2 separate regions of the Homo sapiens genome follow, and region 2 is linked to region 1. Evidence: chromatin loops called from intact Hi-C (ENCODE). Cell type or tissue: ascending aorta. All regions are shown on one strand. Each heading gives the region's core, and the rest is flanking DNA. Links, peaks and the distances in the headings are about the cores only.

Region 1 (8,000 bases), core at 1-8,000:
TGAGAAGTCTACACTCCTTGGCAGTACCTTGAAAGGAAAAATCGTCACAGATAAAAAAAAATAAACAGGTGAGAAATATCAACGCAGCAGCAGCAGTGTTGAAAGGGACACAGCTTGAGGGGTGGATCTGGGGGTGAAATTCAGGTTAAGACGGAGTGCAGGGTGCTAGAAGCTGCCACGCAGGTTGATGAGCCACGTGCTATGAAAGCCAGGAGCCACTGACCCGCTCAGCTCTTGGTTTCCTTCAGCCGCCAGCTGGGAGGCTCTTGCCCCACCGCCCTAGGGACCCAAGCTATCTAGAAGAGGAGCCAGCCGTCTCTGCGCAAAGAGCAGTGGCCCTTCCCTGCGGCTGTGTGTGCCTGTTTCTCCCACTGCCGGGAGGACACAGGGACAGGCTGCTGAAGCCCCACGAGCTCCCATGTCCGCATCCCAGAAGTGACCGCTAGGACAGTGGTGCTGTTGGCGATAACACTGCCCTTCCTCCAGCAGTGTCTGACAACTCGTGGAGGGATTTTTGGTGTCTTCATAGGTGGTGGAGGCTGCACGGACACTCCAAGGGCCGAGGCCAAGAATGTTAAACCTTCTGCAAGGGAAAGAGCTGTCCTGCCCCAAATGCCAGTAGCCCCTCGGTGAGAAACACACACTTCCAGAAACATGTAGGAAGGACAACTCAGGCTGCTCAACGATCTCTTGTACTTGAAGAGACGCCTGCAGCTCGGGCTGGATTTGACTGGTGTCACCCCTGGTCACACCCAGCCTGTCCCCACTTTCTGCTGAATAGCACCCGCCCATCCTCTGCTCTTCCCTCTCCACCATCATCCTCCCATAAACCCCCTGGTTTTGACAGCCTCCTTCTCTGATAGCTTGGTAGGCTTGTGGAATATCTTCTGATTCCTCCCCTTTCACACTCAATCGGTAACCACCTCATTCTCAACACATTTTAAAACTCTCAGTGCCAAAAACGTTCCTTTGGCTTTGGCCTTTTTATCCGACTCTTATCAATAAAAACCTGCCTGTGTCTGTCCTGCCTGCCCTCACGTTTCCCTCTGAGCTGCCCTGAAGGGGGGGTGTGCGTCTGATCCATGCAAGGGCGGGCTGTCTGGCAAGGCATGCAGGTACCCCCACCCGCCTCTGCCGCCCTGGCATGCACTTGCAACAGGCCCAGGAGTCTAGTGTTAAGGTACCAGCAGAGCCGCCTAGAGAGAGGTTACGGTGAGTGGGGAGAGAGTGAACATCACCAGACTACCTCCGGAGACCGTCTCCAGCCAGGCCTGCACCGCCGCGTGGCGTATGGAGGGAAGGTCGGGCACTGAATTTAAAACAGACGACAAATACAAAGTTACACAGCAATATGCGTTCCCAACGAGGAGAGCCAAGGTCATCCTTAAAATCCCAAAGAGAAAGAAAGTGAGAAGGCATTCAGGACAGACGCCTGTCTGGCACCAACAAGGGGTGCGAGCCCTGATGTTAGCCTGTGTGATGGAGAATCAGGATGAGAAGAGAAGAGGGAAAACCCAAGGTAGGGCCACCGCCGGCCCAGGGCTGCAGAGCGCTCCCCAGCTCACAGGCCAGCCCAGTGATGCGGGTGCTCATGGTGCCACCACAAGCCGGAAACGGAGGTTGGTCTTGCCTACAAGTGAAGATTTGGGGCCAGGGAGGAACAAACGTCTTATTAATGCTGTTTTATGATGGCAGGAAATGCCCCTTTTGTATGCTCAGAGCCTGGCAGGGGGTGTGGCCCGTGACCGGCGCTGAATGAAAATGTGCACGCACAGAAGTGACAGCAGAGGTGACTCCGAGGGTGGGTATTTGGAAGACAGCATGCCAGGAAAGATGGCACAGCGGCCACCACGTCCCTCAGCAGTCTCCACGGTCCTTCTCTTATTGCTATTCCTTTATTTAAAAAAGCCAGAATAAGGTTCATCTTCATCCTACTGTGTGACACAGACCGTCACACCTAAAGCCTGGGGCTGGAGACGATGCTACTGTGGAGGCCTCCTGGACAGAAATCTCTTCCCAAGACTTCATTTCACTTCCAAACATGCCCCTCCCGCCCCCTTCCTGCCAACACACATTCACGTCCAGACACACTCTAAGAAAAGTACCAGAACGTTTTACGAAGTGAGGAAAGAGCAGCGGTGACCAGAAACATGAGAGAAAGACAGAAAATTCTTGGTTTACCCAAGATCAGGTTCATTTTACCATTTTGCATCAATGGAGAAAGAGTCCACAACCTCTTAATCCACAGAGAACTTCACATATCCTCAGATGAAAAGTACAGGTGTCACAACTGACAGCAGCAAAGCGGGATGCGCCTGGCTCCCGTGTGTGACCTCATGGGTGGCTCTGCCCTGACAGAAAGGCCCCCTGTGGCGACAGAGGCAGCAGGCGGGTGGTGCTCGGGGCACACTGCGGCCTGGGGCTGGGAGTGTTTACCTCCGGAAGCAGAGGACTCAGAGGCCGGCGCCATCCTCTCTTCCTCCTCTCTCTCACGGATATGAGTCCAGTGCACGTCAGCCTGGATCTCCAGAGGATCCGCCGCGTGCATGACCTGCTGGAGCCTCTGGTTCCCGGCTAGTGTCCCAGGGTCAAGGGGTGGAGAAATGAGGTGGGGAAGGAGGGGATGAAATAGCATGGGAAAGGAAACAGAAAGAGAAGTTACAGCATTGGCCAGGGTCAGTATGAATCAGAAAGAAGTAAAAATTAAGAACATGTATGCACATGTATACACACACACACACACACAGACGCATGGACACACAGACACACACGCACAGTCCTTCTGCTCATTCAGTGTGACCTGGTCATTTCCAGCCGTATATGTACCATTCAATTCAGTGAAGAGAATCACACATTCCTTTCTGAGGCTCCTTTCATCCTGAGCTGCATTCAGGGGGCCCATGCACCAAGATGGAAAAAGAGCAGATTCCAGCCTGCTTCTGCAGGCCCAGCCCCAAGGGGTCACAAGGACCTGCTTTGTCCCTAGCACAGTGTGAGACCCCAGGATGCACTATCCTGCCCCTCTGCTGGTCACACAGCAAGGTGCCCACCACCACTCGCCCAGCTGATGGCCAGGTGACGAGAGAGGTGGGAAGAGATTGTGTCATTCTGCCGCCAGCCGGCCAGCTCACACAGGACAGAGATAGACTTTGCTGGCACTTCGGTTTGCATCTTCTGCAGCTGGAGCTGCTGCTGGAGAGAAAAAGTCCCCGTCCCTTAGTGGGCCTCATGCTGCATGCTGGGTCTGAGGCAAGGACACGGATCCCAGTGGAGGGTAGAGTCAGGGGAGGTGATGGCTGGGAGGGAAGCAGAGCTCTTTCATGTACGTTTCCAAACCCTTGGAATTTCACAGGCGAGAATGAGACCAACAGCTCTCTGAGGTCAAAGCCCTCACCTGAGAACTCCATGTGGTGCCCTGCTTATCACCTCTGGAAACAAGGCCTGGTTTCTCAGCTACATGGAAACTCACCAGTGGCCCCTCTGGATCCCTGCCCTGTGGGATCCCTGTACTTAGTGCTTGGACCGTGCCACACAGTTGGGTTAAGATAAAGGGACAGCTAGCAACTGGGAAGGGAAGGTGGCTGTTCAGCAGGTGCCACCTGATCTGAAGGATTCGTGTTCCTGCCAGGAGCCAGCTTCCATCTGGGAATGGGTGACATGCCTCCTCTGAGTCTAACCAGACAATCTGGCCTTGGCTTCAGTCACTATGACAGCCTCTTCAAGCAACAGGGAATGTGAAATGGGCAGAAAGGACCAGCAAGACCACCCAGTGTGATGCTGGCCCTGTGCTCTGCCGTATGTGGGGTATCAGCCCATTGTTGGAGCTGCTAGTCTCTATAGATTTGTTGCTGGCCCTGCAAGCCGTATGTGGAGTATTAGCCCCTTGTTGGAGTTGCTGGTCTCTATAGATGTTGCTGGTCTCTATAGATTTGTGGACTTTTTCTGAGGTGAATTTGCCTTTTTTTTTTTTTTTTTTGAGACGAAGTGTCGCTCTTGTTGCCCAGGCTAGAGTGCAATGGCACGATCTCAGCTCACCGCAACCTCCGCCTCCCAGGTTCAAGCAATTCTCCTGCCTCAGCCTCCCAAGTAGCTGGGATTACAGGCATGTGCCACCATGCCCGACTAATTTTTTATATTTTTTAGTAGAGACAGGGTTTCTCCATGTTGGTCAGACTGGTCTCAAACTCCCGATCTCAGGTGATCCACACGCCTCGGCCTCCCAAAGTGCTGGGATTACAGGCATGAGCCACTGCACCCGGCCGTCAATTTGCCTTTCTTTATGGTGCTGGGTGGGACTAAGTCACAGCAGAGTCACCTAACAGCCTGGATGCACAGGACTGAGGAAGGTAAGTCAAAGAGTGCAGGGCCTTTCTCTACCTTCTCAGCAACAAAGAGAAGAGACACATTCTTCTCTCAGAGTCCTGCTGTGCTTCCTGCTAATACATGCAGCCTTGGGGACTTATCGACAGCACAAGCCAGCATTTCCTCCTTTCTCAGAGAAACATTAAAGGCACCTGCACTGGCGATAGGTTTCCTGCATCAGAGAAGGAGCCAAGTCTTGGCTGGAGATGAGCTTGCAGTAAAACATATGCGGCATAGATGGGGCCGCATTCCATGAGGCCACTTCTGGAGCCTTCTCCAACTTCCTCCAGAACCTCTTCTGACTCACATGTTACTTTGCGCCTGACTGTCTGGGCAGGCTGGGACCAGGGAGAGTAGCCCAGTGAGATGTGTGCAGAGCCCGTCAGCACAGTTCCATAAAACACAGACCTTTGTCTGTGAGACATGCTCTTGGAGGCAAATTTTGGATGGCTGCCAGGGAGCTGGGGTAGAAGGTGGGCACGGGGTAAAGTGGGTACCTTTAAATGTCCTCAAATCTTCTTCCTGTGGGAGGTACCTGGCGCCACTGGCCTTGCAGTTCTGTGTCCCAGGGGCAGTACTCCCCTTCTACAGCAGGGGGAGCCAGAGACCCACACAGCATCAGGAATCCCACAGCGCGATCAAGCAGGGAGGGAAGAGAAGGGAGTAGTGGTGTCCAGCCACTGCCTGCACAGGCACCGTCGGCTGCCCGACAGACACACCTGCGCTAGGGACACAGGCTCCGGTCTGGGACTCTCGGAGTTTGGCTGAATCTGTCAGTATGTGTTTGTGTAGTTAAAGCTCTTTTCCTACAGGTTTGGTCTTGACGTTAGCACTAAGTCCAGGAAATTAAGTCTGCGTGAAGGAAAGCTCGGCTCAACTCTCCTGAAAAGGGAACGTGCTTCGACCCGAAGCTGTGCCAGGGCTCAAAGCTGCCGAGTGATCATCATCAGATGGAGATGACGATGTCTGGAACAGTGCAAACAAAACACCGTGCCCTGGACCAGCTGTGCATGCTCACTCTGCTGGCTAGCAGAGGCCACGCCGGCACCTGGCTCCGCAGACACGGCAGCATGGAGGGAGAGCCCAGATTCACAGACCCCATTTCTCCTAAGGCAGACAGGGTGTGGAGTGCGGGTCACTAAGGGCTGCCTGTGGGTCCTGCCCAGCCTCTGCCTCAGAGGGAAGAGTAGAGAACTGGGAGAGCAGGTCCTTAGGGAGCCCGAGGAAGTCCCTGACGCCAGCTGTTCTCGCGGACGCCCAACGGTGCGGTTCCTTCTGCTAACCCACCTCACTGGGGCCAACATCCTGGAGCTGCACAGCTCCCAGGGGACTGGATCAGGAACATGAGCCCTGTCAGGCAAGGGCTCAGCCCTGTGTGCCAGAGAAAACAGACCCCCGGATGGGACTGGGCAGCAAGCACACAGGTGCCAGGAGAAGCAGAGATGAGCACAGTGCCAGCTCTGCAGGGCCTGGGGTCACTGAGAACTCAACCGATCCTCTGACCGCTGCAGGGAGTCACTGGTGCTCAGAAATTAAAGGTCATGTCCTTCCTGCTCACTCCACATCTATCTTTTGGGGACTCAGATCTCCACCTGCCCTGGCTCCGTCTTCACCACCCCCCAGACTTCTGCGCTGCTGGAGCAGAGAAAGAATGGCCTTCTCTCCTGCACAGGCCCAGCAAGTCCCTCCTCATCACTTGAGGCCACACACACCCAGAGATGGGGCAGAATTGAAAAATCTCAAGTCCAAGGCAAGAGACTATTTCAGAACCAGCCAGAGTGGCTGGCCCCTGGGCCTGAGTATCCCTTCAGGACACTGTCCCCAAAACGCTGCCCTGCGTGCCATCAACTGAGCCCCATCCAGTGGGCACTAAGCTCATAGCCACCTCCGAAACCCTAGACTAGGATCAGGGAATCCTCTAGAAAGCTAAATTCCCTTTCCTTATTAATTTTTTCAACTGAAACTACAGGGCAAAAAGAGAAAACGAGGTGGAGACAAGTAGGAGTGGCCTAACTTGGATGAGTACTTGGACTGGCTCTCTGCCTTCCACTTCCAGTTTCTAAACCAATGTGCACAAGGGACATTACTTCCACTGCCAACCGCCTGCTCAACGCTACGGTGTCCTCCCCTCTGCCCCCCATGTCTTATGTCAGGAGGGGTGGTCCCTGGGCTGTGCAGGAGGCACGTCCGTGTGACGTCAGCCCCAGAAACCTCTTACACTCACGCATGAAACAGATCACTTTGGGGGGCAGGGCAGAGTTCGGAGCAGAGATTTTGTTCTGACCTTCACTGGACTCTTCCTCCTCCTCGTCATAGTCCTCCTCCTCCTCCTCTTCATATTCTTCCTCCTCCTCCTCCTCCTCTTCATTCCCAGGCCCAAAGCTCTTTGAGGCCTCTAGCTCCTCTTCACTTTTCCCTTTCAGAAGGGCATGGATCCGCACGGCCTCCTTCCACGGAACACCACCCAGGTCAGATGGGGGCAGGCGAGGCTCCTCCTCCTCCTCCTCTCCCTCCTCCTCCATCTCAGACTCGGAACTACTGTGAGGAAATAACCACATAGCCAGAGTGAGGGAATGAAGAAAAACTGAGAAGGGGAAGGGGAAGGGCCACCATCAGAAACAATGCATGTCAGGCAAAGCAGCTGCTGAGCAGGCGGAGAGAGACAGGAGGGAGGAGAGAGCGGCATCAGCAGGACAGGGTACCTGGGCATGAGAAGCCACCTACCCAAGCCCGACTAAGGGGACAAAGGGAAGAATGCCTCCTGCTCACAGACCTCACGCACTTCTCCTCAGGTGGATGGGGTAGGGAGGGGACCACCGAAGGCTGCCTGTGGGTCTGGCCCAGCCTCTGCCTGTGGAGGGGAGTGTGCAGAACTGGGAGAGCAGCTCCTCACGGAGCCCATGGAAGTTCCTGACTGCAGCCGCTCAAACTCAAGCCACAGCCCCATCCCTCAGGGTGCTTCAAGCAGCAAACACTGAGATCGCTGGTTTACGTTTCATAGACGGCCTCGAGGGCACAAGCAGGGCAGTGGACTCATTCTGATATAAACCCATGACCCTGGGAATTGAGAATGGAAAGTCTTCTCTCATCCTGGCCCACTGTCTAGTTAGAGGAACTCAATTCTGTGTGACTGCGGCCTGTCAGAAGCCTCTCAGGAGAGCTGTGGGTGTGGTGGGGGGAGGGGGGACCCAGAAAGGCCTGGACTTAACTGGCTGATGATCAAGGTCTGTGTGCTGGGGTGGGGCGACAGATTCCATTTCCTGGCACTCCTTAGAACCCTACCACGTGCCAATCCCTGAGCAGGACACTGTGGGGACACACAGGGAAATGACGGCAAAGGCACCGCTCACTGCAAAGCCACAGGACAGAGACGATGGGGAAAGGGTGGAGACAAACCTCCAACCCCAGGGCCATCGCTCCTGCCAGCTGCTGCACTGCCAAGCACTCCCCTCACAGCTGCAGGCAAGCGTGGCCGACATAGGAAGCCGCACACCTGTAAGAATGCACATGCCACAACGGACACTACCCAAACCGTAGCTCCTCGCTCTGGCCACCCTCCTGCTGCAGTGTACCCCACTCCTGCCCTGTGGAGGGAGGCAGGACAGGAACAAAACCGGGTTCCTTGCAACCTGTGGGGC
Region 2 (15,966 bases), core at 3,238-11,237, 260 kb after region 1:
GTTGCAGTGAGCCAAGATCGCACTGCTGCACTCCAGCCTGGGCAATAGAGCGAGACTCTGTCTCAAAACAAAAAACAAAAAACAAAAAAACTTCCGCTCATCAGAATATCTACAAAAGTGTTAATTCAAGTATTAATGTCTCATGAAGTGTTAATTCAAAGCAAGTTGTAAATGAAAAACTCATACATTTTAGAAAATGTGGAAAATAGGCCGGACATGGTGGCTCACACCTGTAATCCCAGCACTATGGGAGGCCAAGGAGGGTGGATCACCTGAGGTCAGGAGTTCGAGAACAGCCTGGCCAATATGGTGAAACCCCGTCTCTACTAAAAATACAAAAATTAGCCAGGTGTGGTGGTGCGTGCCTGTAATCCCAGCAACTGGGGAGGGTGAGGCAGGGAGCATTGCTTGAACCCAGGAGGCGGAGGTTGCAGTGAGCCAAGATTGCACTGTTGCCCTCTGGCCTGGGCTACAAGAGCGAAACTCTGTCTCAAAAAAGAAAAAAAAATGTGGAAAATAGAGAAAAGTATAAAGAAGGGCATAGAAATCTGCTACTCTGCTGTGCTTTCAGTCTTTTTCTATGGATATAGAGATTGTAGGCAGTTACATGTCACACATATGCTTTCAAGCATGGCCTTAAATCGCTAACTATTCCAGTTCACAGGAATGCCCCTAAGTAATTTAACAACCCCTATTATTGAACATTTGGGTGATTATTCTGTTTTCTGCCTCGCTGTGAAGAAGGAATGAGCTCCCTAAGTGATATTTGGGAACAACCCCAGTTATTTCCTGAGGATTGACCCCTCAGGTGCATGAAGCCAAACTTGGCACTCGCTCTTTTAGATTTTTTTGTGTTACTCAGTGTGAGTTATGTTCTAATCTCTACTCTTCTCATGAATTTAGACTTAGAATATGATTAAATAAGTTTCAAAATTTAAGAGGAAATCAGAAACCCTTATACTGGTCCCTTCAAATGGTTTGTCTATTTTGAGAAGTGCCATTTGTTAACTTAGTCTTTAGATTCTCCCTGTTTCCCCATTTCTCTTTCTCTTATTCAGTGAGCTTTTTTAAAATATTTATTTATTTATTTTTATTTTTATTTTATTTTATTTATTTAGTTTTTGATACTGGGTCTTTCTCTGTTGCCCAGGCTGGAGTGCACCGGCGTGATCTTGGCTCACTGCAACCTCTGCCTCCTAGGCTCAAGCGATCTTCTCTCCTCAGCCTCCCAAGTAACTGGGACTACAGGCATGTGCCTCCATGCCCGGCTAATTTTTTATTTTTATTTTTGAGACAGAGTCTTGCTCTGTTGCCCAGGTTGCAGTGGCGTGATCTCGGCTTACTGCAACCTCCGCCTCCTGGGTTCAAGCGATTCTCCTGCCTCAGTATCCCAAGTAGCTGGGATTACAGGCACACACCACCATGCCAGGCTACATTTTGTATTTTTAGTAGAGACGGGGTTTCGCCATGTTTGCCAGGCTGGTCTCCAACTTCTGGCCTTAAGTGATCCTCTCACCTCAGCCTCCCACAGTGCTGGGATTATAGGCACAAGCCATCATGCCTGGCCAGCGAGGTTTCCGTCACATAGCTCAGAGTTGTCCTTCTAACCCGTCTGCTGAATGCTGAGCAGGGATCCCCTGTGGACGACTCTGTTTGCTTTACAAAGAAGTCACGAGTTAGCGCTCGGAATGCTCAGTATCATCAGCGTTCATCCCTGGCCACCTCCTGACTGATACAGATTTAGAAACTCTTTATGATTCTTTATGGTTCCCGTAAGCCCTTTAGTCTCGTAAACCCTGGTCTCCTAGTGGGGATGGCATGAGGACATTTGAGCCTGCTCTTTCCAAGGCTGCTTCAGAAGGGCCTGGCCCAGTGGCCCTGACCCTCAGCAGCAGGCCCGACTCATTGGAGTGATGATGGTGGGGGAGGAGAACCTGCACCTGCAGGCTGAGGATCGCATGAGCCCCAGAGATTGAGGCTGCAGTGAGCTGAACACAGACTGCACTGTACTCTAGCCTAGGTGACAGAGCGAGACCCTGTCTCTAAAAAAAACAAAACAAAACCAACTATGTGTAATTGGTAGTGGAGTCTCCCAGGGTGGGAGATGGCAGAGTGACAGGTGAGAGGGGTGGGACGTTCACTGTAGTCTCCCTCTGCCCTGCAGCTTCCCCTTCCTCCCTGCACTTCCTCTACAAGCTGGCCCAGCTCTTCCGCTGGATCCGGAAGGCTGCATTTTCTCGCCTCTACCAGCTCCGCATCCGTGACTGAGGGTCCCTGCGCACCACAGCCTCTCTGCTCCTCACGTCCGTGGCCACAGAAGCAGAGCGACAGAGCGACACATCCACAGGCGCCCCTGGGGAAATGGGACCAGCCTAATCTCGCGGAGTGCACTGTGTCTTGCTGCCTGGGTGCCCTCTCCTTTGCACCCTACTTCGGCTGGTCGCGGTAGATGATGTGGAAACAAAGCAGGACCAGCAGGCACAGCACCTCCAGAACAGTGCCCCGGATGACCAGAGGCCCCTTGAAAAGGAGGGGTTTGGGGACAGGGACTGTGTCCATGAAACATTCCATCTTCTTGGTGAAGGCAAGGGGTTGGTTCTTCAGGTCAGGATGTTAATGGAGCTGGAAGTTCAGAAAAAGCCTGGTGAAGTGACCCTTGGCCTTTCACTTCTTGAGAAACATACTTCTTTGCTGGGCATGGTGACTCACGCCTGTAATCCCAGCACTTTGGAAGGGTGAGGTGGGTGGATCACTTGTGGCCAGGAGTTCAAAACCTGCCTGGCCAACATGGTGAAACCCCATCTCTACTAAAAATACAAAAATTAGCTAGATGTGGTGCACGCCTATAGTCCTAGCTACTTGGGAGGCTGAGGCAGGAGAATCACTTGAGCCAGGGAGGCAAAAGTTGCAGTGAGCTGAGATTGTGCTACCGCACTCTCTCAAAACAAACAAAAAAACATGCCCCACAGGACAGTACCTTAATTAGCTAGAGTAGATCTGAGAGGGCCTCTTCTTGCCTGCACTGTGCTCCCCAGAGCTGATCTAATTCTGTATCAATAGGCTGTTCCCATGGTCTTGCCATGCGCTTGAAGCTGCAGGAGCCTTCTCACTGTTCAGGCTGGGGTGTGGTTTTCAGAACCACCGGGTTGACTACTGAAAACCAAGTGAGCCTTACAGCTCTTATCGCTGGGTAAAGTGATCTTGCCTGGTGCCTCTTGGTCTTCAGCTCAATTTTCCAGGTTGTCCTGGCCAAGTCTTGCTCTGTTACGCTCAGTGCCTCTGCCCACTCTTTCCCCGCCAGCCCTTCCCTCCCGCCCTGCAAACTTGTCCCTTGGCTGTTTCACCAGGTTCTGCCTGTATCCTTGCCTCCTTGGTACACACCATTTCAGGTTCTTCCCTTTCTGTGTCCCATTGTCCTAGTTATGTTCTGTTGTTTGTGTAATGCCCAAATTTTTCTGCTCGTGTGGCCTTGAAAAGTAGGCCAGCCTCAGAGGCTGCTGAGCTGAAAATGGAACTGAGTAATCAGGTGAGCTGGAAGGGATGTGGGGGGCGGGGCAGACGGGAGACATGGGTTTTGAAGGCAGTGAACAATAAAACCTTAGGGAGGTGGCACCGAGGCCTTAGCATTTGAGGAGCTGAAATGTTTCAGTGTTGTTTTCTCACCAGCCACAAGCATCTTATGAGTTTCTGTGCAAGGAAGCGTAGAGCACTGCTGTGCTGTCAGGATGAAGAAGGGCTTTCTGCAGGGGCTGGCCTTTCTCTACCCAGAGGCCAAGCAGGCTGCCCTGCACTGTGTCCTTGGTGTTGATGCCCAAAATAGAGAAGGTGCTTGCTAGCTTTTCCTTGGTACATTTTCGGGGGTTGCAAGGCAACAAGTTTTCTTTTGTTTTGTTTGTTTGTTTGTTTGTTTGTTTTTGAGATGGAGTCTCTGTCACCCAGGCTGGAGTGCAGTGGCGTGATCTCAGCTCACTGCAAGCTCCGCCTCCCGGGTTCATGCCATTCTCCTGCCTCAGCCTCCCGAGTAGCTGGGACTACAGGTGCCCACCACCTCGCCTGGCTAATATTTTTGTATTTTTAGTAGAGTCTGGGTTTCACTGTGTTAGCCGGGATGGTCTCGATCTCCTGAACTTGTGATCCACCCACCTAGGCCTCCCAAAGTGCTGGGATTACAGGTGTGAGCCATCGCGCCCGGCCAACTTTTCTTTAGAAAAATGAGTAAAGTAGGTAAACTTCACAGGCCCCTTAGAATTAAATCCTTAGGGCATGGTTCAAGTCTGTAGGAAGCAAATCTATACTTTTTTATATGGGCTTTTAAGTAAAGCTTAGAACCCTGGGGGGAGAAAAGCAGTCAGGTGAGGTTTGAGATTCCTTCTATAGAATGATTTCTTAAAATGAAAATCTGGGCCCACTTAACTACCCTAGATAAAACGCTTCAATGGCTTCCCATGGCTCACTGGATAACATCTAAATTCTTCATGGAATTGAAGGCCCCTATGTGCTGGTTTTGGCTAAGATCTCCCCTTTGATGTGGGTCCCCTGTTGATTATATGTGCGGCCTTCCAGCTGCCCACCATCACAGCTACAGCTCGCTCCCCTTGGCCTCTGTGCCTTGGCTCGCACTGTTCCTACTGAAGGCCTAGCACCTGCTCTTGGCCTGGTGAGCCCCTCCACCTTCCAGGCTTACTCAAAGAATTCTTTCTGCCCCTCCCTGTGTCCCGGGACCTGTTTCATATCGCTTCTGTGGTCGTGACCCCATGGTCTTGTAATTGTGAACTTCTTTGCTGCCCCTTCGAAGCTGGGGAGTGCTTGTTGCAGATGCATCCAAGAGGGGTAATTGCGTATCAACAGTGGATTTGCTGGTTGTTTCTACAGGGTTCTGAAGCATGCAACATAGAACAGATACCTTTAAATTTAGGGGCGCTAAGGAAAGCAGGAACCAGTAATCCTCTTCTGTGGTGGGATGGGAGGGTGGGGGAGAGGGGTGGAATGGAGAGGAAACAGGCTATTGTTGGCCAGCCCTGGGTGGAGGTGGGTGCAAGCAGGACAGATAGTGCCTGGGGGTGGGGGCGGAGGGTTCGCCTCTAGGAAGGGGCTAGAAGGGATGAGGAAATAGTTCATAGCTTCGTGCAGGTGATCCCTATTCTGCGTGTATGTGTTTGCACATGAGTGTTTGTAGACCATAGACCATTAAAAAATACGGAATTCAAAAGTTACAAAAAGGGTATTCTTGGAAAAGAAAGTTGTTTTTTTTTAGTCTTGCTGTGTTGCCCAGGCTGGACCTGAACTCCTGGGCTTGAGCAAGTCTTCCCCTCAGCCTCTGGAGTAGCTGGGCCTACAGTGTGTGCTGCCACACCCAGCTAATACAGTCTTTCTACTCCCGCTCTCTATTCCCCAGTTTCTTGCCCAGAGGCAACCCTTGCCAGTCTGTTTATCCCTCCAGATACAGTCTCTGATAGTAAACTTTTCTTTCTCTTACACAAATGATAGTAGTCACATACACTACACACACTGTGCCACGTTTAAAAAGAAAAAAAACAATTCTCGGCTGGGCGCGGTGGCGCATGCCTGTAATCCCAGCACTTTGGGAGGCCAAGGTGGGTGAATCACCTGAAGTCAGGAGTTCGAGATCAGCATGGCCAACATGGTGAAACCCCATCTCTACTAAAAATACAAAAAAAAAATGAGCCGGGCATGGTGGTGGGTACCTGTAATCCCAGCTACTCAGGAGGCTGAGGCAGGAGAATCACTTGAACCCGGGAGGCAAGGGTTGCAGTGAGCTGAGATCGCGCCATTGCACTCCCACCTGGGCAACAAAGAGTGAAACTTGGTCTCAGAAACGAAACAAAACACAAAAACCTTTCTCAGTCCCAGCATATGTGGAGCAGCCTCATTCTTCATAGCTGTGTGTCATTCCGTTGCGTGATGGGGTCACAGAGCACAGACCTGGTGCCCTTTTCCTTTTTAATATGTGGAAACCCCTCCATGCTTTCCAAAGCCTACAAGTACAGCAGCCCCAAGTTTAGGGTGAGCAGCAGTGGTCAGAGCTCTTTACTATTACTTTTGGGCAAACGCAAGCCAGGCTGGCAACCACCACTGCCGCCGAGGGGAGATACAAGCAGGCCAGTTCACACTCTGGACGTTCAGTTTCTTTCTACATCTAGAAGGTGGCCTCTGCTATCCACTTAAAGCAGCCCAAGGAACTGTCAGAAAGCGAAAGTGATGACATGAACCGCGAGTAGGGCACCTCCCTGTGCCGTCGTCTGCTTTCCTTCCTCCCTCCCAGCCTCCCTGTGCCGTCCTCTGCTTTCCTCCCTCCCAGCACGGAAAAGCCGTGGGGCCGATGGACTTTGGCCTCACATCCACAGATGGGGCCTGTGGGAATTCTACTGATTTACTCTCTGGCCTAGTCAAGCAACCCACCCACGGCCTGGCCAAGGTCGGCCTCACCGCCCTGGCCTAGCACCTTTGGAAACTGAATACATGGAGTGTTAACCAGAAAAATGTCTGGCCCTTTTGCCTCGCTGCCTCTGGAAACCTCAGTGTTTCGGGCTGGTAGGAAGCTACAGGACAGACAGTGGGCACGGTGCCTAGCAGCCTGTCGCGCCCCCGCCCGCCTCTGCATTCCTCCAGCGGTGGTGTACGGATCCAGACATTGTTTGCCACCTCTAGGCCTCTTGATAAAACAGCAAGTATTTTTCTTGTCTTAAAGCAATGCATGTATATTTTAGAAAATATTAATTGCATAGAAGGAAATACAGGACTCGTGATCCCACCACTCAGAAATAATTACTATTAATACGGTTGATTTTCTTTCAGCTTTTTTCCCCCTAATTAATTAACTAATTCTTTTTTTTCCTGCAACTCCTGCTTCACAGACTTTTTTTTTTTTTTTAACTTGGCATGGTGGCTCACACCTATAATCCCAGCACTTTGGGAGGCCAGAGTGGGAGGATTGCTTGAGCCTAGGAGTTCAAAGCTAGCCTGGGCAACCTAGTGGGACCCCATTTCTTTTTTTTGGGGGGGGGGTGGGTTATAAAAGCCCTTTTATAAAGCCAATTTTAAACAAGAAAAAAACAAAAAGTTTACAAAAGAAAAAAAGATACAGAAAAAGAATAACTTGCTTCATATGTCCCAAAAAGAGAAAAAAATAAACGGGACAATGCCAACATGCTCAACAATAAAGGGTTCTTTTTCTTACTTTTTTAATACAAAATACAAGCAAAGGATACACATACTTAAAACAGAGCTCAGGAGCAGACACGCAGTCCTGGGAACCCTTCAATAAGAGCAAAGCAGGAGTTTGTTTTTTCTTTGTGCAGATACATACAGAGACTGGGATATGTAAAAATTAAGTATCACAAAAGACCATCACACGATTCTACCAATGCATGTTGCATCTATAATTCACGAACATGGTCAACAAGATCATGTTCACTTCAACCCCATTTCATTTAAATTAAAGAAAAAAACCTGGCCGGGCGCGGTGGCTCACGCCTGTAATCCCAGCACCTTGGGAAGCCGAGGCAGGTGGATCACGAGGTCAGGAGATCGAGACCATCCTGGCTAACACGGTGAAATCCCATCTCTACTAAAAAAATACAAAAAATTAGCCGGGCGTGGTGGCGGGTGCCTGTAGCCCCAGCTACTCGGGAGGCTGAGGCAGAAGAATGGCGTGAACCCAGGAGGCGGAGCTTGCAGTGAGCCTAGATGGCGCCACTGCACTCCAGCCTGGGGGACAGAGCAAGACTCCGTCTTAAAAAAAAAAAAAACAAAAATAAACCTTTTAAATAAAGTGGTTACATTCTAACTTTAACTTCCTTAGTACCATGCTGCAGGTTTCAGCACTGTTAAGGTATTGCAAGAATGCCCAACCCTCTGGTGTCTGATTGTGTATCTAGCAACATTGCAGTATGAAGAAAAGAGATGCCCCGGGTACGACCCCATTTCTATTAAAAATAAATGTAAACACCCAACCCTCTTGGCAGCCCATGCACTTGAGAACCTGTAGAAAATGGCAGTGTGCAACCAGCATGGCTGCGAGCTCAGCGTCTTCACTAGAGAGAGTGGAGGTGGTTAGGAAAGGGCAGGCGGGAAGGGGCCATGTTGGCCGGACAACTGCAGGTGAAGATGGGATTGTGAAGTACAGTCCAAGGCCCACTCACCAAGGGCTGGATCCAAATATGTGGGGTTGGGATTCTGTGACCTACTTCCAATTTTAATATTGACCTGAGCTCATATTTAGCTCTACATGTTTCCCAGCTCGTATTTTCCAACAGCCCCTTTAAAACTTTTAGCATCCTCTTGTCACTTTTGTACTATCCAAGGTGGGACGGACAGGTGTCAGATAATAGCAGAGACTTGGTGAAGAAATGAAAGCACTTTTGTAGAAGAGTGTCATTTCAGAAAAAAGCCTTTTTTTTTTGAGATGGAGTCTCGCTCTGTCACCCAGGCTGGAATGCAGTGGCGTGATCTCAGCTCACTGCAAGCTCCGCCTCCTGGGTTCACACCATTCTCCTGCCTCAGCCTCCCGAGTGGCTGGGACTATAGGCGCCCGCCACCACGCCTGGCTAATTTTTTGGTATTTTTAGTAGAGACTGGGTTTCACCGTGTTAGCCAGGATGGTCTCGATCTCCTGACCTCGTGATCCGCCTCCCACAGTGCTGGGATTACAGGCGTGAGCCACGGCACCTGGAGAGAAAAAAGCTTCTTTAATGACGACCTCAACATAATTTACATGGAGAAGTTTCTTAGGTGGAAAACCGATTTGTATGGTCCTCAGAATGTAACCTACAGGTTCTTGCCCTCAGAAAAATGCATGCATACTTTTATGTTACAGGCTTATTTTCCAAATGCGGTAGAGGGCCATCCCTTCTTTGGCTTCTTGCCTTGTCTCTGACCCCACTGACTGCCCCTTTTCTGCCTCCATAGCTAGTTTCTTATTTTCCTTTGGCTTTTTTTTTCTTTTCTTTTCTTTTCTTCTTTTTTTTTTTGAGATGGAATCTTGCTCTTGTCACCTAGGCTGGAGTGCAGTGGTGCGATCTCGGCTCACTGCACCCTCCTCTTGGGTTCAAGCCAGCGAGGTAGATATTATCATTTTAGAGACAGCAAAACAGACTCAGAGGGGCTAATGTGCCCAGTGCCCCACCGCTTTTAAATGGTAGAGCTGGGATTTGAATCTAGGCATACAGGTACCAGGATTTCTGTTCTTATCTCCCCCATAGCACCTGGAATGAGGCCATCCATGTAAGAGGCCAAGTAATAAAGATTTGTTGAATGAACTTGGATTTTGGCCTTAGGAATTAGGGAAGGAAGAAATAGAAGCAGCAAGAGTTGGTGAGCAATAAGACCCGCACCAGGGCTGAAGGGTGGAGGTGGGGCAGGGGAGGGCTCTGTGCTTTGGCATCTGTTTAGTAGTATCGTCGCCCAGCTCCCTCCAGAGAAAGAGCAGGAGGTGTTCTTCTCAGATGTACCAGCAATGACAAAGCCTGGCGGGTGTCCTCCTGGGTAGGTATAAATACAAGCTGGTAGTTTCATTGGATGACTCACACAGATAAGCCATGCTCTTGGTTACCAGTGGACTTAGCTGGGTCTCAAAGAATGGGCTGCTTTCTCTGGAAAGCTGGGGAGCTGGTAAAATTTTTTGGTCGCCCCACCAGAGACATCCTACCCATTCCCAGTCCCTCTGTGGGCTCTGACATCTCTGTCCGGCGGGCACCCCCTGCTCTGGAACATTCTGGGAATGCTTCCCACTCCCCTTTTAGTACTTGTTTGTGTTCTGTCCTGTTCCTGGATTTCATGGTCTCCATGGTGACAAGTGCTTGTTTTCAGAGGTGCTAAAGACAATGGCTAAAAGATGTGCTCTATTAATCCTCCCAGGAAACATATTTTGCAAAAGCCTTTTTTTTTTTTTTTTTGAGAAACAAGGCCTAACCCCAATGGAGTAATTTGCTGCGTAAATGAGAGACATCATGGGATTGTGGTTAAGAGTGTGGGTCCCAGACCCATAATGCCCAAGTTTGTATCTTTTTTTTTTGAGACAGAGTCTCACTCTGTCGTCCAAGCTGGAGGGCAGTGGCATGATCTCGACACACTGCAACATCCACTTCCTAGGTTCAAGCGATTCTCTTGCCTCAGCCTTCCGAGTAGCTGGAACTACAGGCACACACTACCACGCCTGGCTAATTTTTGAATTTTTAGTAGAGACGGGGTTTTACCATGTTGGCCAGGCTGGTCTTGAACTCTTGACCTCAAGTGATCTGCATGCCTCACCTCCCAAAGTGTTGGGAATACAGGCATGAGCCACCACACCCGGCCTGAGTTTGTATCTTGACTCACCTGCTTTGACCTTCAAATAATCTTTCCTGTGCCTCAGTTACTTCATAGGTTTGTTGTGAGGATTAACTGGTGCTAATCCATGTAAAACACTGAAAAGGTGCATAGCATGTAGTGAGCAGGTGCTAGTTATTATTACTGTTGCTCTTAATTAAGTGAGGTAAGGAGGGGAGAGTTGGAGTGGTAGAACCCAGCATCTTGTGAACATCAGACCACAGAAAAGGCAGCACTTCTGATTCCTGTTCTTAGCCTAGGAACTAGGCTTTGCAAATGGCTCTGAATTTTTTTTTTTTTTTTGAGATGGAGTCTCGCTCTGTCGCCCAGGCTGGAGTGCAGTGGCACGATCTCAGCTCACTGCAAGCTCTGCCTCCCAGGTTCATGCCATTCTTCTGCCTCAGCCTCCCGAATAGCTGGGACTACAGGCGCCCGCCACCACACCCGGCTAATTTTTTGTATTTTTAGTAGAGATGGGGTTTCACCGTGTTAGCCAGGATGGTCTCGATCTCCTGACCTTGTGATCTGCCCACCTCGGCCTCCCAAAGTGCTGGGATTACAGGCGTGAGCCACCACGCCCGGCCGGCTCTGATTTCTTAAAGTGCTAAGCCTTTTTATATATTCATTTCAGACCATGTTTAATTTTCTAAATATGCAATACATTCATAGGGTTTTTGAAAAGGCTTGAAAAAGTCTAGTGTGAAAGCAGTCTGTATTAGTCCATTTTCACACTGCTTTAGAGAAGTATCAGAGACTGGGTAATTGTTGAAGAAAAGAGGTTTAACTGACTCACAGTTCTGCATGGCTGTGAGGCCTCAGGAAACAAGCAGTCATAGTGGAAGGCAAAGGGGAAGCAAGGCACATCTTACATGGCAGCAGCAGAGAGAATGAGGGGGGATGCCACACTTTAAAACCATCAGAACTCGTGAGAACTGACTCACTATCACAAGAACAACAGGGGAGAAACTGTTCCTGTGATCCAGTCACCTCCCACCAGGTCCCTCCTCCGACGTGGGGATTACAGTTTGAGATGAGATTTGAGTGGGGACACAGAGCCAAACCATATCACCTCCCATCTCTTCATTTAGCAAGTTCACCTACCCCAATGGCAGCTATGGCCGTTAGTTTTTTTTTTTTTTCTTTTTTTTGAGACAGAGCCTCACTCTGTCGCCCAGGCTGGAGTGCAGGGGTGTGATCTCGGCTCACTGCAAGCTCCGCCTTCCGGGTTCACGCCATTCTCCTGCCTCAGCCTCCCAAGTGGCTGGGACTACAGGCTCCTGCCACCGCGCCCGGCTAATTTTTTGTATTTTTAGTAGAGACGGGGTCTCACCGTGTTAGCCAGGATGGTCTTGATCTCCTGACCTCGTGATCCACTTGCCTCGGTCTCCCAAAGTGCTGGGATTACAGGCATGAGCCACCGTGCCTGGCCACAGCCATTAGTTTTAAATTTACTCTTCCAGAGGTAAATTTAATACACCAATACAAAACCAGTATGGATATAGATCCTAGTTTCTTCTCCTTTTTATAAAAAAAACCTGTAGTATATTATGTACTCTGTTTTATTCCTTCCTTTTTTTTTCTTATAAAAAATACAGAGATGGGGTCTTACTACACTGACCAGGCTGGTGTTGAACTTGCCTCAAGTGATCCTCCCATCTTGACCTCCCAAAGTGCTGGGATTATAGGCATAAGCCACCACACCCAGATGATTTTTTTATTTTTCAAAGAAGTGGCATGATTTTGATGACAATAAAGGACAATATGTAATTAATGGTAATTATAATACAGCCTTCTAGAGGCCAGGTGCAGTGGCCCATGCCCGTAATCCCACCACTTTGGGTGGCCAAGGCAGGTGGATCATGAGGCCAGGAGTTTGAGACCAGCCTGGCCAACATGATGAAACCCCATCTCTTCAAAAAATCTAAAAATTAGCTGGGTGTGGTGGCGTGCACCTGTAATCTCAGCTACTTGGGAGGCTGAGGCACAAGAATCACTTGAACCCAGGAGGCGGAGGTTGCAGTGGGCCGAGATCGAGCCACTGCACTCCAGCCTGGGCAACAGAGCGAGACTCTGTCTCACACATACACACACAAAAAAAGTATAAATATATAGCTTTCTAGATATAGGATTGGACTGGTTTTGGTTCTGGCTCTGTTACTAATTTGCCCTATAACTTTGCATAAGTCATTTAATCTCGGGTCCAATTTTTCTCACCTCCAAGATGGGGACAAAAATTATCTTCCTTGGCTGGGTGCGGTGGCTCATGCCTGCAATCCCAGCACTTCGGGAGGCCAAGACCAGCCTGGCCAACATGATGAAACCCCACCTCTACTAAAAATACAAAAATTAGCTGGGTGTGATGGTGCACACCTTTAATCCCAGCTACTCAGGAGGAGGCTGAGGCAGGAGAATCTCTGGAACCTGGGAGGCAGAGGTTGCAGTGAGCTGAGATCCTGCCACTGCACTCCAGTCTGGGCGACAGAGTGAGATTCTGTCTCAAAAAAAAGAAAAAAGAAAAAAAAATTACCTCCCTCATTTTCTTTATAATATTATTGTGTAAAATGAGTAAAAGTCTATAAGAAAAACTTTGAAAAGTATTAAGTAATACACATGTGTATGTGTGCGTGTGTAGACATATATATATAATATATATACACATATGCAATGGAGTAATGAAAATACTATATAATAAATATAAAATGGATTAAAACTATATAAAATAGATGCATGAAATGGCTACATAGATATGGATGTTTGCATATAGGCACATTTAGCTGGATTAAGTTAGATTTAAATGGTCCAATAGAGAACTGTGCATACAATTACATAGGCAACCACAAATCAACCCTTTCTCTGGGCTATCTAAAATAATCAGGTACTAGACCAAAAAATGACATGCTGTCTGCCTTACCTTTTAGTGATGATTTGTAGGAAGAGGAAGGTAGGGGCTGGTGAGTGGAAAAGTAGTAGAGTTTGTGAGGGAATGTTCTGTATGTCTGAAGACAAAGTCTGGAGATTGGTGGGCCAGAAGGTGTGAATCTACTCTGAAGGACAGGCAAGAGTCCAGCCCAGGGAAAAAGGTGCAGATGGGTAGGATTTGGGTGGGTACTTGAATTAAAAAAATGAATTTGTGAGGCAATATTGCTGGAGTCAAAACCAAAAAATCAAATTGACCAGGGCAAAAAATAGCCTGGGGCCTAGCATGGCTCTGCTGCCACGTAGGATGACTGGACCTCTTTCCAGGTTCGTGTTAACAGTCCATACTACTTATGGTATACGTGAAATGCTTTCTATTCATTCAAGCAACCTTACTAAAAACACCCCATGAAAATAAAAGTCTATATCTTCCCTTCAATATACATTCATATGTGCTTATTTTAAGCATATATCTACCAATTTGAGTTTGGCATTCTTTTTCATTTAATATTATTACCTATTCAGCTTCCAACATTATCACTTCCTTACTACACACATTTGTTTCCTAGGACTGCTGTTAACAAATTGCCACAAATGTATGGCTTAAAACAACAGAAATTTATTATCTCACAGCTCTGAAGGCCAGAAGTCAGCCAAAGCCTCTGCCTCTGAAGGCTGTAGGCAAGATTCCTTCCTTGTTTCTTCCAGCTTCTGCTGGCTCTAAGTGTTCCCTGGCCTGCGACAGCATCACTCCAATCCCTGCCTCAGTCTTCGCTTGACCTTCTTCGTACCTCTGTATCTTCTCTGCCAAGGATGCATGTCACTGAATTTAAGAGCCACCCTAATCCAGGATGATCTCATCTTGAGGTCCTCAATTACATCAAGATCCTTATTCCAAATAATGTCACATTCTGAGATTTTAGGCAAACATATCTTTGGGGGGCCAAAATTCAATCCCCTAATCCATGTTAGTAACCATGCAGTGTTCCTTCTTATTTCTATGTTGACCTTTTCAGCTCTTTCTATTTATTGTTATTATTTTTGAGATAGAGTTTCAATCTTGTTGCCCAGGCTGGAGTGCAATGGTGCAATCTTGGCTCACGGCAACCTCCGCCTCCCAGGTTCAAGCAATTCTCCTGCCTCAGCCTCCTGAGTAGCTGGTATGACAGGCATGCACCACCATGCCCAGCTAATTTTATATTTTTAGTAGAGGCAGGGTTTCGCTGTGTTGGCCAGACTGGTCTCAAACTCCTGATCTTGGGTGATCTGCCCTCCTCAGCCTCCCAAAGTGCTGGGATTAGAGGCGTGAGCCACCATGCCTGGCCAGCTCTTTCTAACTAAAAAATAATAATAATAATAATAAAAAATAAAAGATGATACTTGCAAAATACCTCAAGTGTACCTCATTTACCTCAAATATACCTCATGGTCCGAAAGTATTTAGTCAGCAATGTACCATTATAGAAAAACACATAGCTTGTGGCTCCAACTTTAAAACCAGAATAACCAAGTGAAAAGTCAGTACAGATTCTCACTTCTACTTAAAAAATCAAAGGTACACATTGGGAATTGAACAGCTATGTTTTTTCTTCTTTCTAGAGATGTGACATACATATTTTCTGGTCAGTAATATTCTACCAATGGTATTAATTCAAAGCAGGTAGATGACCAGCGATGCTGTTTACTACATCCTACGCATGCTGAGATAGATGAGTGGGACACCATCTCGGTAGGAAAGAGTTTGACAGGAAGAAGAAATTGCAGAGTCCCTGCCTGTCCCAGAGAACCTAACAAACTGATCTATATGGAAAGGATTTTCAGCAAACATGCACAAACACAGTTAATATGCTGGAAGAAGAGGATAGCTTTTAGTCTATTTCCAGCACACGGCCTACACTCACTGGTACCCCATACAACAGGAATGAATGCCGACTTAGCATTTTTGCCTTCACAGCGCTGGCAACTAAAAGGCTCACAGATACTCTGATCTTTAAGCAGATAATCATGGAATTCTCAACATCATATCCACTAGGTTAGGCTGAGGGTTCATCTATAAAAGTATTTTTCCAAAAATAATGCTTAAAAGAGACTTCTAGAAACAGTGGGACTGTATCAGGATCAACAGAAGACTTCTTGACCCAAAGATTCAAATATAGAACTAGGAATTGATTTTCACATGTAGTTTTTAGGTAAAGGACATCTCTTTCAGTTGATTCCTACAGCCAAGACTAGCTTTGATCCTGGGAGATTCAGAAACCTCAAGATGGGTAGCTGGCTTGAGTAACATCCTAGATAATAGTCCCAGTCAAAAACCCCATTGAGGTTGAAGGACTGGAAACTGACCTGTGTGAAAAAGAGCTATCAGTGCAGGAAAAGACTCATGCTGATTTTGACCTTCCTCTGACCCTTTTCCCTCAACTGCTTGGTGGGGAGTAGCGAGGAGAAGGAGCATGTGGCACCCTCATTGGAGGCTGGAGCACTGCTGCAGAAAGTGATCTCTTACTCATACTTCAAGACACAGCCTAAGTATGACCACCTGTATGGACCCTTCCCTAATGCCCAGGATCAAGAAAAGAATGTGGCCACCTTCCAAGGCTCAGAGTAGCTGTGCAATGACTTGTGTCAAAACCCGATCCAGAGCAGCAGTGATGAAATCACCCTCTCCTTTAAGACCTGGCATTACAATGGCCTCATCCTGCATGTGGGCAAGTCAGCTCTCTGATG

Evidence for each region. Hi-C counts contacts between places; a loop is a spot of excess contacts. Peaks named below come from ENCODE experiments on the same cell type or tissue, not always from the same donor. Only the 100,000 strongest peaks of a DNase experiment are listed, where the experiment ranks them.
Region 2: a loop joins it to region 1, with 7 times the contacts of the local background. A loop is called at or near these places in 4 of 110 quality-filtered maps.

The regions. Positions count from the first base shown.
Region 1 is chr22:17,825,208-17,833,207 of GRCh38, forward strand. It overlaps MICAL3 (microtubule associated monooxygenase, calponin and LIM domain containing 3), which reads right to left. Exons shown (of 32, transcript NM_015241.3): 21 at 6,647-6,900; 22 at 2,437-2,574. Among named protein-coding and RNA genes, the nearest start is that of LINC00528, 52 kb to the left of the region's middle. In ascending aorta, for the core only: CTCF peaks have their summits at 4,954 (motif pointing right) and 5,153; a DNase peak (open chromatin) is centred at 4,954; H3K27ac peaks cover 1,246 bases.
Region 2 is chr22:18,085,808-18,101,773 of GRCh38, forward strand. PEX26 (peroxisomal biogenesis factor 26) reads left to right here. Exons shown (of 5, transcript NM_001127649.3): 5 at 2,165-15,966. The coding sequence ends at 2,268. Among named protein-coding and RNA genes, the nearest start is that of PEX26, 16 kb to the left of the region's middle. RefSeq lists enhancers at 5,886-5,945, 5,966-6,175. In ascending aorta, for the core only: no CTCF peak of the experiment used is centred there; DNase peaks (open chromatin) are centred at 6,334 and 6,444; H3K4me3 peaks cover 1,120 bases; H3K27ac peaks cover 2,085 bases.